2 separate regions of the Mus musculus genome follow, and region 2 is linked to region 1. The links are chromatin loops, found by intact Hi-C in ENCODE. Cell type or tissue: heart. All regions are shown on one strand.

The links. Hi-C counts contacts between places; a loop is a spot of excess contacts. Peaks named below come from ENCODE experiments on the same cell type or tissue, not always from the same donor. Only the 100,000 strongest peaks of a DNase experiment are listed, where the experiment ranks them.
Region 2: a loop joins it to region 1, with 4 times the contacts of the local background. A loop is called at or near these places in 2 of 42 quality-filtered maps.

Annotation. Positions count from the first base shown.
Region 1 is chr7:43,290,743-43,293,242 of GRCm38, reverse strand. No RefSeq gene overlaps it. Among named protein-coding and RNA genes, the nearest start is that of Zfp715, 21 kb to the left of the region's middle. In heart, a CTCF peak has its summit at 1,505 (motif pointing right); no DNase peak of the experiment used is centred here.
Region 2 is chr7:41,499,380-41,501,879 of GRCm38, reverse strand. AW146154 (expressed sequence AW146154) reads left to right here and starts at 1,990. Exons shown (of 4, transcript NM_001033530.3): 1 at 1,990-2,500. In heart, CTCF peaks have their summits at 1,410 (motif pointing right) and 2,029; DNase peaks (open chromatin) are centred at 1,519, 1,649 and 2,409; H3K4me3 peaks cover 1,233 bases; H3K27ac peaks cover 1,060 bases.

The sequences.
Region 1 (2,500 bases):
AAAACAGAGAAGGAGTTTTTGGTTTGTTTTTCCCCTCTACCTGTAAGGGCTTTCCCTACGTCTGTTCCTTGATTCACTCCAGGAACCATGGTCTAAAACCCATATTAATAGGTATGGCAAGGTACCTGGAAAGGCAAGGGTTTGATAAGATTCCATTACTAATATTTTCTCTCTGTATGCAAGGGATTGTAGTAAAGAAACTGCCAATGTGTTCACTCGTTATTATCAGGGAGAAAGAAGAGCAGAGAGGAAAGGTGGGGAGTTGCCAGGGCTATGGGAGCAAAGAAGATAGCAAGATTGGTGGAAAGAGTTGCCAGTTATAAGGGGTTATGCTGTGAGAGGAGGGCAGGTTAGTTGGAATAGCCTAGGAACTAGCGTGGAGCTCTTATCTGTTGGAAGTCTGTTAATAGAGAACTAGATGTCCTCGCCGGAGACTAGGGGACTATAGGAATCGGCAAGAAAGTAATGGCTTTTTCTGGCAAACAGAAATCCACTTTACAAGGTTTTTGAGGAATGCTGAGTGTTGACCAGGTTGGAGTCCTGTCTAAGTCATTTTGGGGAATTGGGACCTGACTGTAATGTCTACAGACATGTAAGGGGGAAGATATCACAGTCATGGGGGATGTGGCTACCCTGCATGGTACCCCAGAAACCCACACTGTCGCTTGTCCCCATTGAACAATTTTTACCTGGGGTGGACATCAATGCCCAGTATGGTTCTCAACCAGAGGTGATATTCTGTTCCCTCATTTGCGAGGTGGCTGCTCTAGCCTTTTTCAAGAACCAGGCCCCTACCTAGAAAAGCTCATTCACATGGTAGGATGAGAAACCTCTACTTGAAGATGCAATTCTAAGGCAGTTGAATTAAATTTCACATAATCCTATAGGGTTCAGCCCAGCCTGCTATATCTGGTCTTCTAATTGGCCTTGCACACACAACAGGGACAGTCAGAATGAGAGGATGAGCCTGTGGTGGGGTGACAGGCATGCCTGACCATACCTGGTTTATATGGTGCTGGGATGGATAGGTGGAACAAAGGGCTTCTTCCATGTTAGGCTGGCATTCTACCAACTGAGTTATAGCCTCAGCTCTAGCTTTCACTTTGCTAAGCGTGTGTCCTTGCCAGTAAAGTAGTGATTATTTCTAGGTAAACTTTGTTGGTGTAGAGCAAGCACTGTATAGGTTAAGATGTGTCACCAGCTCAAGACTGTTCTAAGACTAGGGCAGGTTCTCAAATTTTCAGCATCTGGCACAGAAGGATCCCAGATCACTTGGACACATTCTGGTTGGTCTTCTCCAACTACCTCACAGCCCCTAGTATCTTTCACAACTGTTGTCTCCTGCTGTTGTTGTCTGGATTATATTGTGACTGTCTTGCCAACCAGGTTAACAGTTTTCTGAGGAGGGCAGGGTTTTAATACCCATTCATTTTCAGGTTCCATATTTAAAAACAAAAACAATACAAGTGGTTTGTCTGTCTTATGTAAGTGTGCCACATGCAAGCAGTGCCTGCGGAAGCCAGAAGAGGGTGCCAGATCCCTGCCAGATGGTTGTAATATGTCGTGTGGGTGCTGGGTACTGAACCTGGGTCTTCTAAAAAAGCAGCCAGTGCTAAATGTGGAAAGATGAGTGTAGACTAATGGTCTTCCCGGGTGAACTGCTACTCCTTCTCTGAACCATCATGTCTGTTCCTTCTATGGGGAGTATTCTCCAAATCCTCTTTTTTTGGCCTCATTCGATCCCTGGGATCTCTGTTGTCCCAGTTCGGACCAGCAGCCAAGCCTGATATGGCCCTTGTCACCTGAAAGCCCTTTGAGAACAGGGCTGTGATGACTGACCTAGGTCTCCAGCCTCACTCAGCCAGGGCTTATTTGTATGGCATTAACTTCTGAGCACAACAGCTATCAACATCATCAGAGCTTCTGGGGCTTGCAAGAAAACCCCAAGATTGGGTTGGTTAACTAATGATGTTCCCTTATGCAGCCAAGGTGACACATGCTTTTAATCCTAGCACTTGGGAGAAAGAGGCAGGTGGGTCTACACAGTTTCAGTACAGGATATGTGGTGAGATTGTCTCAAAACCAAGCTAGAAATGAAGAAGAGATGGAGGGAAGTCATGGGGCCTCATCTGAGATCCCAGCTAGTCTGTCTCTCCCATACTTCCTGTTTAATTGTATGTGATTCTGCCCTAATTACATGTAGCTTGGTGAGGGAGGTTAACTGGAGGGAAGACCCGCCCCCCATCTCTGCAGCTATGGTAAACTTGTCAACACTGCTGGAGTGAGACTCACTGTGGTGCAGATAGTTTAGATCACCTACACTCCTGTAAGTAACCTTTCCCCATGCTCTGTAAATAAATCCAATAAATTCCTTGGGTTTCTAAAGATTGACTTTGGTAGAATGGTTTGTCACTGGGGCCTTTTAAGGCCATGGTTGGGGGATAGGAGGTGGTAAGATGTTTGTTTATGCCTTTCTAGGGATGATGTCTCAGTTTGCTTA
Region 2 (2,500 bases), 1.8 Mb after region 1:
GCAGATTTCTGAGTTCAAGGCCAGCCTGGTCTACAGAGTGAGTTCCAGGAGAGCCAGGATTATACAGAGAAACCCTGCCTTGAAAAACAAAAAACAAAACCAATAAAATGATGCCTAGGTGTGAAAAGGGGTAAGCCATAACTAATTTTCTGAGCCAGCAATAAAGTAGAACATTATAAATCAATGTTAGTATCATCAATATTTAAACAATATTTCAATTCCTATTATTATATTAACTCCAGTGTCTAGAAAACCCAGAGGTGAACTTTGAGCCCAGTAAACTAGCTACAGGAATGAGAAACAACAATTTTTATGCTTTGAAGACCAGTTGGAAACCAGCATGCAATAGCTATGTGCATTCTTACCCATAAAATAACAAATCTTTTTTTTTTTTTTTTAAATAAATCTTTTTTTTTTTTTAAAGATTTATTTATTTATTTATTAAATGTAAGTACATTGTAGCTGTCTTCAGACACTCCAGAAGAGGGGGTCAGATCTTGTTACGGATGGTTGTGAGCCACCATATGGTTGCTGGGATTTGAACTCTGGACCTTCGGAAGAGCAGTCGGGTGCTCTAACCCACTGAGCCATCTCACCAGCCCAAAATAACAAATCTTACAAGAATAGAAATCACAGATTCATCCATAATTTGGAGAGGAGCTGGGTCTGGCACTGTGCAGTTGGGGGCAGAGCTCTGGACATTACAAAGCTATCCAATGAGCCCCAAGTGCTATTTGTGAATTGTCTATCTCCAAATCTACCTTATACATACTTGGTGTTCTAAAATGTTAAGTTTTTCTCGACCCAGCTTTCCTGCCAGCTAGACACAGGTAGGAGAAGGCAGAAGAAGTATCTGAGCCTGGGGTAGAGTCTGTAGCTTCTGAATACAATCCAAGTCAGAGCATCTCATATTGAGAGACAACTTCACAGTCAGTTAGATGCAGGTGGGGTCGGAACTATGTATGCTGCACCCGGAGCTCCCTGAGCCACTGTGCCTTACAGCCTTAAGTCAAAACACACAAAGACAGATCAGATACCTAAGACAACGATATTTAGAATTGGCCTTTTCTGCTTCTAAGTCCGTAAATTCTTATATTGTGCCTTCCTCTAATTTAGTCGCCCCCCTCCCCCACCCTATGGTAACACACGAGGAAGCACTAGACAAGTGGACAAAACACAAAACAGGAGTCAACAATATAGATTGAATTGGTGTTACACAGAGGTTTCATCAATCTAGGAGAACTTAACCGATGGGAGACTGTTTCAGCGGACTCCTTGTATAATCCCTGGAATTCCTGGTATCCTCTGGAAGTCTCTGATTAGTTGGACAGCCTAGGCATTGGGACCTAGCTGAAGTTCTCAAGTGCGGGGTTACTTAAGTTTCTACCTCCCAGCGTCAGTAGAGGGCGTTTCCAGAGCTCCCATGGCAAATAACTGATCAGAAAATAACTGATGGCCCTGGATGAACTCCCAATTACGTAGAAATTACTAAAACAAACAAGCAAACAAACAAACGATAGGTATCTCTCAATTGCCCGAACGGGTGTACAAACTCCATCCCCTTAACCAGAATCCAGGAACCAACAGGAAGCTTACTGTTTTTCTCCGAGTCTGCCATTCACCCCGGGAGTCTGCAGAGGGAACGCATTTCCCGGAGACCTTGGCTGGGTCAGCCCACCCCTCGATTATCCGGAATGAAGAGCGAATTTGGGACCATTATTTCCTTATGCGCTTCCATACCTTAAACCTGAGTTTTATTGGAAAACCAAATCAACCATTTCCGTCCAAATTTGAAGCAACCGTTTATTAAATATTAAGTACTGACCAAGCGGTGGATCTGGATCAGAAATATCCACAGAATTTCCCAGCTGGGATAGCCCCCGGTCACATGTTGTAGGGCTTTATACAGATAATCAATTTGGCCACCGTACTTTCCCACGAGGACTTGTTACTTACAAAGAACTACAATTCCCAGCATTCCTAGAAGTAACCTGGTTCCTGGGCAGGTGAGGCTTACAGGTCAAATTTGGGAATTACAATTTTCAAGCTTGATTTCCATTACATATCCACCTTCATTTCCGGAGGAAGAAGGGGAAGTGCCTAATGAATAAAGGTAGTTCAAGCAAGCTCCAGATTCCACCACGACTTAGAAAGCGCAGGGTCGTTGTTTACAAAGGGGAGGAGCAGGCAGCTGGGCGGCAGGAGCTGAGGTGATGGGTCCTTCCCGGTGCGGGATGGAAAGACAGACGGGTAGAATACAGACACAAGTGCTACTGAAATGCAAATCTCTATGTATCTGGAAAAGGTCTGGTACTGTACTGGAAGACCCGGCCAGCAACCATCATGCGGAGTCTCATCTGCACACCCTAACCCTCAGGGAGGTACTCGCGTTACTCAAGACTTAAGGGCCAATCAGAGCCTTGAGGTGGACCTGCCAGTCAGAAAAGGAGGCGGGATCTTCCGGGTGCCTTGCGGCAGCTTCAGCTCTGTAGCGGAGCGG